Linked DNA regions of Homo sapiens: all the other regions are linked to region 1. A link is a contact called in ENCODE Hi-C or POLR2A ChIA-PET data. All regions are on one chromosome and are shown on one strand. Each heading gives the region's core, a stretch centred on a gene start or an enhancer-like site at or near the end of the contact. The rest is flanking DNA. Distances are from core to core; before and after follow the strand shown. Region 1 has its middle 42 kb from the start of ILDR1. Region 2 holds the start of CD86 (CD86 molecule). Region 3 holds the start of SLC15A2 (solute carrier family 15 member 2).

Region 1 (4,389 bases), core at 66-2,565:
TTGCCACTGCCCTAAAGATTTGTGGAACTTTCAACTTGAGAGAGATGATTTAGGGTATCTGGAAGAAGAAATTTCTAAGCAGCAAAGAATTCAAGAGGTGACTTGGGTGCTGTTAAAGGCATTCAGTTTTATAAGGGAAGCAGAGCATAAAAGTTTGGAAAATTCGCAGCCTGACTATGCAATAGAAAATTTTTAAAAAACCAATTTCTGGGGAGAAATTCAAGCCGGTTGCAGAAATTTGCATAAGTAGCAAGGAGCCTAATGTTAATCCCCAAGACTATGGGGAAAATCTCTCCTGGCCATGTCAGAGACCTTCATGGCAGCCCCTCCCATCACAGACATGGAGGCCCAGGAGGAAAAAGTGGTTTTGTGGGCCGGGGCCCAGGGTCCCCATGCTGTGTGCAGTCTAAGGACTTGGTGGCCTGTGTCCCAGCTGCTCCAGCTGTGGTTGAAAGGGGCCAACTTAGAGCTCAGGCCATGGCTTCAGAGGGTGCAAGCCCAAGCCTTGACAGCTTCCATGTGGTATTGGGCATGTGGGTGCACAGAAGTCAAGAATTGAGGTTTGGGAACCTCTGCCTAGGTTTCAGAAGATGTATGGAAATGTCTGGATGCCCAGGCAAAAGTTTGCTGCAGGGGCAAGGCCCTCATGCAGAACCTCTGCTAGGGCAGTGCAAAAGGGAAATGTGGGGTTGGAGCCCCCACAAAGAGTCCCTACTGAGGCACTGCCTAGTGGAGCTGTGAGAAGAGGGCCACTGTCCTCTAGACCCCAGAATGGTAGATCCACTGACAGCTTGCACCATGCACCTGGAAAAGCCACAGGCACTCAATGCCAGCCCATGAAATCAGCTAGGAGGGGGGCTGTATCCTGCAAAGCCACAGGGGTGGAGCTGCCCAAGACCATGGGAACCCATCTCTTGCATCAGTGTGACCTGGATGCAAGACGTGGAGTTAAAGGAGATCATTTTAGAACTTTAAGATTTGACTGCTCGGCTGGATTTCAGACTTGCATGGGGCCTGTACTCCTTTGTTTTAGCCAATTTCTCCCATTTGGAATGGCTGTATTTACCTAATGCCTGTATCTCCATTGTATCTAGGAAGTAACTAACTTGCTTTTGATTTTACAGGCTCATAGGTGAAGGGACCTGCCTTGTCTAGATGGGACTTTAAACTTGGACTTCTGGGTTAATGCTGAAATGAGCTGAGATTTTGGGGGACTGATGGGAAGGCATGACTGATTTTGAAATGTGAGGACATGAGATTTCAGAAGGGCCAGGGGCAGAATGATACAGTTTGGCTGTGGCCCCGCCCAAATCTCTGTCTTGAATTCCCACATGTTTTGAGAAGGACCAGGTGGGAGGTGATTGAATCATGGGGGCAGGTCTTTCCTGTGCTGTTCTCATGATAGTGAATGAGTTGCACGAAATGTGATGGTTTTAAAATGGGTGTTCCCCTGCACTGCTCTCTTTGCCTGCTGCCATCCACATAAGATGTGACCTGCTCCTCCTTGCTTTCTGCCATGATTGTGAGGCTTCCCCAGCCATGTGGAACTGTAAGTCCAATTAAACCTCTTTCTTTTGTAAATTGCCCAGTCTCAGGTATATCTTTATCAGCAGCATGAAAACAGACTTATACAGATTATATTTACTAACCTCAGGTTCAGATGAGGTTTCCAGTAATATAAAACTTGACAATGCTCTATCTTTACCTACTACTATATTTCTCTGCCTACTTTCCTTTCATTCAAGCTAAAGAAATTAAGGCTCTGGTGCTGTTAAACTGTCTGACTCATCTGAAATGTAAGCCTTTATATTTGTCAAAAATTGTGAAATATGTTTGAGATGATTAAAATAAATCTGAAGGCTTGGCTAGTTCATGTATGTATGTATCTGAACTTCAAGTGAACTCTATGAACACTGTCCTCTATAAAAACTCCCACAAAAAAGTGCAGCTTTTTTTTCTGCAGAATCCTAAAAGATCAGAATAGCTTTGATTTTTAAGATGACCATCAGAATTCTTTGTTCCCCTTCTGTGGAAGTTGGAAAATAACTTTGAATAAAAATTATCTTTTTTGGGTTTTCTAAAATAAACATAACTAGTTTTGTTTACTGTAACAACAAAACTAAGTTGAGAGATGCAGAGGTGTAATATTAGAGGAAGTGTGAGAGTGCCAGTATTTTCATTTTCAATACCAGGAAGTCCATTTGAAACCTGAGGGTTTAAAGTACAATGATTCTAACTTCATCATGTTTTCCTTTGTCTTCTTTCATAATCTAGGAGGGTTCCTTAAGAAATAAAATCTCTTGAAATGAAAGATTTAAAGTTTAACAATTCCTCTAGTTTCCCTTCAATTTACTTTTCTTCTGTTAAAATCCAGCAAAACAGGTTTTATTTTTTATTTTTCTTAGACAAGGTCTCAATCTGTTGCCCAGGCTGGAGTGCAGTGACACGGTCATAGCTCACTGCAGCCTTGACCTCCTAGGCTCAAGCGATCCTCCCACCTCAGCCTCCCAAGTAGCTGGGAGTACAAGCACATGCCACCGTGATTGGCTAATTTTTAAAAATTTTTATTGTTAGTAGATACGAGGTCTTGCTATGTTGCTGAGGCTAGTCTGTAATTCCTGAGCTCAAGTAATCCCCCGACCTCTGGCCCCCAAAGTGCTGGGATTACAGGTGTGAGCCACTACAGCCAGCAAAAGTTTTTTGGTTTTTTTTTGACTAAAATTAGTAGCATTCATATGAACACATTTTAAAAGGTTATCTATTGCTCTCATTCTGTATAAGCAGAGAAAAAAATACTTGGAATGATGTTCATTTACTATGCTTAAAATTTTCATTGAGGTGTAATATACAAATCAGAAAATTCACTTCTTATGATTGTACAAGTTAACAATTTTTAGTAAATTTACAAGGTTGTTTGATCATAATAACAACCAATTTTAGAACATTTCTATCACTCTGAAAATAACCCTCATGTTCACTTACCATCTCTATTCCCACTCCAGTGCTGGGCAACCACTAATTTACTTTCTGTCTCTGTAGATTTGCCTTTTCTGGACATTTCGTACAAATAGAATCACCTCATATGTGGTTTTTGTATCTGGCTTCTTTTCTTTAGTATAATGTTTTTGAACTCATCCGTGTTGCAGCAAGTCAGTAATTTATTCCCTTTTATTACGGAAGTCCATGGATATGCCTACCACATCATGGAGTGAATTGTGTCCCTGTCCCCCAAATTCATATGTTGAAGCACTAACCCCTCAGTACCTCAGAATGTAACTATATTTGGAAATAAGTCTTTTAAGGAGGGCATTAAGTTAAAATGAGGATATTTAGGGTATGTCCTACTCCAATCTGACTGGTGTCCTAGAAAGAAAAGATCAGGACATATGAGAGAGAAAGTGAGAAGGCTACCATCTGCAAGCCAAGGAAAAGAGGCCTCAGGAGAAACCAAATCTGCAGGCACCTTAATCTTGGACTTCCAGTCTCCAGAACTGTGAGAAGTAAATTTCTGTTAAGCCACCCAGTCTGTGATATTTTGTTATGGCAACCCTAGCCGACTAACTCACCATTCTGGTGGCTATGAAGTGGTATCTCACTGTGGTTTTAATTTGCATTTCCCTAAGATGTATATCATCTTTTCATGTGCTTGTTGGAAATTTTTATATCTTCTTTGATGAAGTCTCTATTTAAACGTTGCCCATTTAAAACAAGTTGGGTTTGTCTTATTATTGAGTTGTAAGCCCTCCTGATATATTCTGGTTAGAAGTACTTTATCAGAAATATGATTTGCAAATATGTTCTCTAAGGTTGTAGTTTGTATTTTGTTTTCTTAATGGTGTTCTTTTGAAATAAAAAAGTTTTACATTTTGATGAAATTCAATTTATACATTTTTTCTTTTAAGGATTATGCTATTGGTGTCATATCTAAGGACTCTGCCTTACCTAAGGACAAAAAAGATTTTTCTATACTTTTTGGGGTTTAGCTCTTACATTTAGGTCTATTGTCCATTTGAAGTTAATTTTTGTATAAGGTGTAAGAGTCTAAATCCATCTTTTTGCATATGACTAAACAAGTGGTCCATCACCATTTATAGAAAATACTATCCTTCCCTCATTGAATTGCCTTAGCAGCTTTGTCAAAAATCAATTTATCCACAGGTATAGGAGTTTATTTCTGGACTCTTAATTTATGTCACATTGATCAATATGTCAATACTGCACTATCTTGATTATTTTATAGTACATTATAAAGTTGAGAAGTATGTAAATCCTCCAATTTTATTTTTCAAGATTTTTCAAGATTGTTAGGTCTATTCTGGGAACTAAGATTGCTTATTTGGAATAAATCCTACTTTTTCATGGTGTATTACAAGATTTGTTAATGCTCTA
Region 2 (3,946 bases), core at 725-3,224, 76 kb after region 1:
ATAAATTTTGAGATAATTTGTTATACAGCAATGGATAACTAATAAATACTAAAAACTCCTAAATGTATATACTAAATATATTAATTAGAAAATTGTAATATAAAAATACTAAAAGCTAAAACTGTCTGATATTAGGAAGATAATTTTACTACAATATATACCTTTTTTGTGTGTATGAGACAAGGTCTCATTATGTTGCCCAAGATGTTCTCAAACTCCTGGGTTCAAGCAATCTTCCCACCTCAGCCTCCTGAGTAGCCAGGATTACAGGTATGTGCCATTACAGCCAGCTTTCACAGTGTATACTTGATGTACTATTAATGTACTATTTAATGACTACTAAAAAGTTTATGATAACAGGAGAAAATGCTTATGCTATCTTAAATAAAAATTTGAGTGTATGCATTGATACCAAGAAATGGAAATTTGAGTGTGTACACTGCTACCAAGAAACTGAAAAATGACATCCCATACCTTTAATATTTAATATTTATAACAAATGAGGTTTACATGGATTTTTTTATCTCATCTTATTTCTGATGTGTTATGTAGTTATAAATACTATTTTATTTGCACTCCTGCTCTGCAATAATTTTGAAGATAGATAACTTATATTATTGCTGTCTTCATTTTTTAAAATTCTCAAATCCAGATGAAATTATCAAAGTTGATAAAATAATCATTGTTCTATCTTCTTATTTGAAGATTAATAATTGTGTTGATTTTGCTTCCTTGCTCTAGTTAGCAGTGATGTCATCTGCTATTTTTAAACTTCCTTGAAATAATATATGTAATCTACTTCTAATAAGTTTTTCTTATTTAGCATTTTGGTCTAAACTAATTTATAATTATTTAGCCTTATTTCTCCATGTTTAACTTGCTTTAAAGCTCAGCACTGGTGTTTTCAGCCATGGCTTCTCCATTTTAAGGCTATTTTAATTCATTTATTATTCTGGAATATATCCTTAAATAATTTATTTAGGAAGGCTGTCTTGGTGGTGGTATTTCTGTTGCAGTTGTTGTTTTCTTGCCTGCTTGGTGACATATTTCTATTGACTTGACACTTAACTGGCATCTTATCTAGGTAGATAATGCTAATTCAAAATTCTGCAGATATTGTTCTGTTGTTTTTTGCCATTTAGGGTTGAGTAAGATGCCAAGTTGTTTTTTGTTTCTCTGTAGTCATTCTGTTTTCATTTTGTTTTTAGCTTTGCCTTTGGAATTTAAAATGTTCAAAATGATTTGTCTGGATGAGAATCGATTTTCATAACTTTTGCTTTGATACACTAAACAGTTTGAGTTTCTAGATGATGCCCATTTTAATTCATACGAGGAAATATCTTCTAGTATAGTTTCTGCTTGATTAATTCTATGTTTGTCTCTTAGGGACATCTATTAATTTTATAATGCTGCCTTTTTTTCAGACTTCTGTTTCAGAATATTCGCTTTCATCAATGTAATCCTTGGCTATAGTAGGAATGAAATAATAAAAGCAGTAGCTTCTGTCTGCCCTCCTTGGTTATGCAGTCCTTACAGAACATCTCCCCATCTCCCATCCCCCCACCCCAGCTCAGTGAAACTCTCCACACTTTGGTTGTGGAAATTGGCAGGGTTAGGTGGCTACTCACTCCCAATCCACATCCACAATAAATCACTTTTTATTATCTTATCAAAATCTGTAGAATGCCTCTTTATTCTATTTTGTTGCTGCGGAGGTTTGTTTTCTCTTTCTAATTATTTTATTTTCTAGGTTTTTTGAGGGAATTTCAAGAGGGGAGATTTTTTATTCAGGCTCATCTTAACGTCATGTCTGGAACTCAAGCTACTGAATTATATATTCTTTAATACATATAGACCTACGTCAATGAGTTTAAACTGCAAGGAAAGGGTTAAATTTCTTCCTCAAGTGTGGTCAAAATCTGTAGAGAAAAGAGGAACAGCTTCTCTTAAAGAAAGTTAGCTGGGTAGGTATACAGTCATTGCCGAGGAAGGCTTGCACAGGGTGAAAGCTTTGCTTCTCTGCTGCTGTAACAGGGACTAGCACAGACACACGGATGAGTGGGGTCATTTCCAGATATTAGGTCACAGCAGAAGCAGCCAAAATGGATCCCCAGTGGTGAGTAATAATTCTTATTCTTTGCAGAGAAGTTATGAGTTGTGACTGCAGTGAAAGGCTGAGGTTGAAGATGGTGCTTTGATGTGTGTCCTTCACTTAGTTCCTAAGTGGAGAAGCTTTCTTTTTCTACAAAAGATCTTTGGCACATAAAGGCAAGAATTATTTGCAATGCCCAAAGCAGTTCATTGGTGGTAGTTATATATATTTTTAGGTGCCTAATTTTGGTTTTGTAAATCTGTTATTCAAATACTGAATGTTACAGTCATTGATTTTAGTGAAGAATCAGGAATTTTTAAAATATCTGCATAAGAATGACAAATAACAGGGAATATGTTTTTTGTCTACCAGGGTCAGTTTGGTCTGAGGGTGGAGGAATGAGATAGAGAAGGTAGAGGGAGAGAGATCAAGAAAAAGAAAGAGAAAAAAGAGGTATAAGGAGAAAATGCAAAACTCAGTTAATATGTCATAATCAGGCCATGGGAGATTCTGGGCAGGGTTGGGTAGTGGAAGGAGGTAGAGTGATTAAATTAGTTACCATGTATTGAACATGCATGATGTGCTGGGTACTTTACTAGTGCTATTTCATTGAATTTTATTCTTCACAATGACTTTTGGAAAGACATCATCATTCTTTTTGACAGATGGGGTAACTGTGGCTTAAAAAACTTGCCCAAGTTCACACTATTCATAAGGGGTAGAGCTAAAATCTTTCCTGCCCGCTTCGTGGTGCGCCAGAAGGTTTCTCCATGCTGTGGAGACTTCCTGGAAGGAGTCACACCCGCCCTTCTCTTGGGTGGTGGCAGCTGGCGCCAGTCACTATGTATTTATTTATTTTTAATTATTTATTTTTGAAACAGAGTCTCGCTCTGTCGCCAAGCTGGAGTGCAGTGGCGCAATCTCAGCTCACTGCAACCTCCGCCTCTCGGATTCAAACGATTCTCCTTCCTCAGTCTCCTGAGTAGCTGGGACTACAGGCGCCCACCACCACGCCCGGCTAATTTTTGTATTTTTGGTAGAGACGGGGTCCACCATGTTGGCCAGGATGGTCTCGATCTCTTGACCTTGTGATCTGGCCACCTCGGCCTCCCAAAGTGCTGGGATTACAGGCGTGAGCCACCGCGCACCCGGCCGTCACTATGTATTTATAATTACTGTTCTTTGAAAATCGAAGTAACTTTCATCTACCCAGTGCTTACTGGTTTGAGAAAAAGCTTTGTTGCTTTTATTTCAGAAGATTAAAATTTAATTTTCCAGTAAAGATTCCTTTTGCTCCAGTGGAATTTTGAAGCGTTATACTTGTATGAAGAAAAAAAGAATTTCAAAATTTATAATTTTTGTGGTACCATAGAGGGGATACTACTTAATTATGCTAGCACTGTCTGCAGAGGTCTAAAAAACCATAGGCTGCTGTCTATATTGAACTTGTTAAGATTCCTTTTGTTTCACAGTGCCTGAAGATTGGTCATGAACCAGTAATAGCCATTAAACAATGTCTGTTCTCATAAGAGATGAAATAAATACAAATTAAAACAACAGTGAAGTATCATTTTTTCTCTATCAAAGAGATAAATATTAAGTTTTAAAAAGCAAGCAATCAAGAACCCTCTATCTTGCTAAGAAGGGAGGATTATTTGTACCCTAGTTGCGCACTAGTGGTGATATCATCTTTCTGGACAATAATCTAGTGATACATATCAAAAGCCTTTAAAATGTATATGCCCTTTAACCAAGCAATTCACCTTTTAGGAATTTATTCTAAGATATAATAATACATGTTTGTAAAGTTTTAGTGATGGATATTTTTCTTGCTATTGTTTCTAATAAGGAAAA
Region 3 (4,049 bases), core at 452-2,951, 85 kb before region 1:
ATGCTCTTTTCTTATCCTTTTACTTCTTTGGCTTGACAAAAATAACACAGCATAAAATGCACCTAGCATTATGATGTTTGTTCTTGTTCCTCTTCTGATAAGGACTAAATGTATAATTAAGGAAAATGGTGTTCACAACAGTACCTAGAAAGTAACTGGTTCACAATTTTTGCTCAAATTAAATTTTATTTATTAAATGAAAGAATAGATTAATCTTGAAGTGAGAAAATGAAAATATAAGGAGTGACTTTAGCAAAGAAGAACAATGGTTCCCAAATGTATATCACCAATCCTTTTCTCTCATTTTCTTTAGCCCCACCTCTTTAATTGCTTATAGGCTATTTCTAGCTGAACTTTTATGATGTTGAAAACAAAAGTCTCCTTCCTTCCTTCCTTTCTTTTCTTTTCTTTCTTTCCTTTCTTTCCCTTCTTTTCTTTCTTTCTTTCCTTTCTTTCCCTTCTTTTCTTTCTTTCTTTCAAGTCTTGCTCCGTCGCCCAGGCTGGAGTGCAGTGGTGGGGTCTCGGCTCACTGCAACCTCTGCCTCTTGGGTTCAAACGATTCTCCTGCCTCAGCCTCCTGAGTAGCTGGGACTACAGGCGCGTGCCACCACACCCAGCTAATTTTTGTATTTTTAGTAGAGATGGGGTTTCACTATGTTGGCCAGGCTAATCTTGAACTCCTGAGCTGTGATCAGCCCACCTCGGCCTCCCAAAGTGTTGGGATTACAGGCGTAAGCCTCTGCACCCAGCCAAAACTCACCATCTTTCTTATCTTCCAAACTCAGTTTTATGATGACTTTCCTTCTCCAATGCATTTTAATCCTCTGCATTCCTACATTCCATTTATGTAACCTCCATACCTGAATAATGACTGACACTAACTCCACTTTTCCCAGCTGTCATGGCATAGTGAAAATTCCAGATCTGCCACTTAGTGGACAGGTACTTTGAACAAATTTCTTAACCTCTGGGAACATTACTTTCTATAAAATGGGGATAGTAATATGAATTAGAATAAATATATATGTTATAGATATACAACATAGATGTAATTCATATATATTAACCTTTCAATAGTAGATGTTCAATAAATTACAGCTATTGTTACCCTGAAATCAGTTTTTCTTTTTTTTTTTTTTTGGAAATGGAGTTTCGCTCTTGTTGCCCAGGCTGGAGTGCAATGGTGCAATCTCAGCTCACCGCAACCTCCGCCTCCCAGGTTCAAGTGATTCTTCTGCCTTAGCCTCCTGAGTAGCTGGGATTATAGGCGCCCGCCACCACACCCAGCTAATTTTTTTTTTGTATTTTTAGTAGAGACGGGGTTTCACCATGTGGGCCAGGCTGCTGACCTAAAACGATCCGCCTGCCTGGGCCTTCCAAAGTGCTAGGATTATATGCGTGAACCACCGCGCCTGACCATGGAATCAGTTTTTCAATCTGTGCTCGAGGTGTTGTGTTCTTAACTATCTTCTACTCCTTTGCAAAGATAATCTTTCTTAAACATAGACTTTCTAATCAGTTCTCTAGCATTGTTTCATTCTGTCTTTGGCATGTTTTCACTTTGCTGTGCTGTACTTTTACACATTCTTTTTAACTATAGCTTCCTGCTTTGCTCTGGATCAGGAAGCTATTGAAGCTGACACCCACAGAGTTAAACTGAGTTGCTGAAGCCACCAGCTCCCCCTCCCAGTCCTTCTTTTCAGAGTAGGCTGGCAGCTGTCCTAACTGCCTACTAAAGCCAAATGCTTGAGGAGAGAGAGAGAGTAAGGAGCCAGCCATGAATCCTTTCCAGAAAAATGAGTCCAAGGAAACTCTTTTTTCACCTGTCTCCATTGAAGAGGTACCACCTCGACCACCTAGCCCTCCAAAGAAGCCATCTCCGGTGAGTCCTTAGATTCAATCCTGCCTCTGAGAGGAATGGCCTCCCTCTTTTGGCTCTCTTCCTTGGGCTCTGGAGCTTCCAGCTGAGCTGTATTAGGGTATTAAAATGCTTCTCTCTTGGATTTAGAATTCACCTGAAACCAAATCTAAACAGAAGCTTCCTTTACATAAGAAGACAAAGCAGCAGGAAGAGGTAGTCAAAGTTCTTCAGTTGGGATCCAGGGACTTGCTGAATTTCATTGCATATTCTGTTTCCCTGGGGGAAAAAAGCAATTCGAATGTCCAGGGAAACTTGGCAAGCATTCTTGTCTGAAGAACTGTGTGTGATTGTTCTTTCTTTACCAATATAAAAACTCTGCCCTTAGTTCTCCCTGTGTGCAGAGTCTTCTGCTGAACACCAATGGAAGTTTCAGAATAGATCCAATTTCTGTTACTATGTGTTCCCAGTTTACTGTGGGAGATAGGACAGAGAAACAGAGAATAGTAATGTTTTGCATTTATATACTCGCTAAAGCACTTCTAAACTCATCATCTCAGTCAATTCTTACACTAAAATTCTGTAAGTGGGGAGGATATAGTAATGATAGCCAAAATTTACTGAGTTCTTACAGTGGGCCAAAAGGTGATGTTATTCTCATTTCTTTGGAATAACAGAACAGAGGTTTTGAGACAGGTGTAGTGACAATGCCAGTATCAGTATGTTAACACAGCCAGTGGCAGTGTTGCCTAACTAGCTAACAGTGTGTCGGCTAAACTCCAGATTGCATAATTCTCAAGCTGTGAGCTGCAAAGGTAAGAAGCCCAGTTCATTGTATGTTTCAAACAAGCTATTATAAAACATTAAAATATATTAATATTTAGGAGGATCATTTATATATATCCCTAGGGTTAAAAGAATAATACATTACTTTATTATTTTGCCTATTTTTTTAGTTAATGATATCTCTTCTGGTCCCAAAGAATTTAGGGCTACTTGCAAAGATGTATATACTTCTCATGAAATGAGGCAATATAAATCTTACAAGATTTGACTGTACTGAGGACAGATACCTCTATGTCTCTTCTCATGTTAGTTGGTCTATTGTAATAGATAGGGAATTAAAATAAAACATAACATTCCTTATATTCTGACTGATATATTACATGAAAAGCATAATTCTTTTAATGTCCAGTAGGATTATCATGAAAATGTTATAGAATCTCTTTAGTAGGAAGAGTAGACATTTAATTTTACAGGATTTAAGAACTCTGCCTAAAGTCAAGGTGATCAATTAGCTTACCCTTAGGAATCTCTGTCCTCCATGTTGGGCTCTGTGCCTGACTCCAGCAGCCTCTGAAGTAGAAGCTATCATATTGCCAGGATTCCTCCCAGCATGGCAAACAGAACAGCTGGGGACAAGAGTCCCCATAGTGGGGCTAAGCAGAGACTGACATCTGAATCTCACTGCTTGGATATCAGGTATTCCATAGGCTACCTCTTTATTCTGTTCCTAGGAAGTAAATATCACCATTCTTCTGCCCCAGAGCCCTAGGCTTTTCATTTAGTAGTTGTGGGAAGATGAGCAGGTCCAAGGAATATTTGAGCAAGTCCATGTAAAATAAATAAGAAACAAAATAATATTCAGAGTAGCTTCTATTATTTCTAAATCAGTAATATAAGCACTTTTAGTGTTACCTAATAGGTGTGTCATGAAGAGTAGAGACCATTGCTCCATTACCTACCAAGATGATTTGAAATAAATGAATTTTTCAGTTTTGAAGAAATCTAATTGTTGAAACAGGGAAAAACAGCTCATGCTTGAATCATTGCCTTCTTGTTGAATAGACAATCTGTGGCTCCAACTATCCACTGAGCATTGCCTTCATTGTGGTGAATGAATTCTGCGAGCGCTTTTCCTATTATGGAATGAAAGGTAATTTTGTGTCCAAGAGTCCTACCTACTCTCCTCCACCCACCCTCACCCCATGTTTGTGACAGCCTGGTCTCTTTATATGCACTTATTTCCCGAGTCCACTCTTTCTGCCTTGGTCCAAATTGGTCCTTTACTTTGGCCAAGACTTCCAATAAATCTCTCATAGGATTTCACCTAATATGTAGGCCAAGATCAGAAAGGCCTGAGACAAACCAGAACATAGACTTTGAGAATGGGTAAGTGGGTGGAGCTGGG

Evidence for each region. Hi-C counts contacts between places; a loop is a spot of excess contacts on that map. ChIA-PET counts read pairs that join two places held with the same protein, here RNA polymerase II (POLR2A). Pooled maps may share reads with other maps.
Region 2: a pooled map shows a loop between it and region 1 (2.8-fold over the local background). The contact joins the promoter of CD86 here to the enhancer-like site in region 1. A Hi-C loop is called at or near these places in 5 of 168 maps with a recorded cell type or tissue (B cell, CD14-positive monocyte, GM12878 and 1 more), 8 of 37 single-sample maps with no recorded cell type and 12 of 50 pooled maps. POLR2A ChIA-PET finds 5 or more read pairs at or near these places in 3 of 52 experiments (GM12878, OCI-LY7 and activated B cell).
Region 3: a loop to region 1 is called in a map of GM13977, with 2.1 times the contacts of the local background. The contact joins the promoter of SLC15A2 here to the enhancer-like site in region 1. A Hi-C loop is called at or near these places in 3 of 168 maps with a recorded cell type or tissue (GM13977, HepG2 and PC-3) and 3 of 50 pooled maps.

The regions. Positions count from the first base shown.
Region 1 is chr3:121,978,121-121,982,509 of GRCh38, forward strand. No RefSeq gene overlaps it. Among named protein-coding and RNA genes, the nearest start is that of ILDR1, 42 kb to the right of the region's middle. Within about 2 kb of position 1,316, at least 3 of the 41 ENCODE cell types and tissues checked have a DNase peak (open chromatin) inside an H3K27ac peak, as active enhancers do; they include PC-3, where a contact is called at or near this core.
Region 2 is chr3:122,053,388-122,057,333 of GRCh38, forward strand. CD86 (CD86 molecule) reads left to right here and starts at 1,975. Exons shown (of 7, transcript NM_175862.5): 1 at 1,975-2,116. The coding sequence starts at 2,103. It also overlaps a transcript of ILDR1 not described here.
Region 3 is chr3:121,892,700-121,896,748 of GRCh38, forward strand. It overlaps SLC15A2 (solute carrier family 15 member 2), which reads left to right and starts at 1,702. Exons shown (of 22, transcript NM_021082.4): 1 at 1,702-1,882; 2 at 3,707-3,794. The coding sequence starts at 1,778. RefSeq lists enhancers at 128-661, 662-1,194.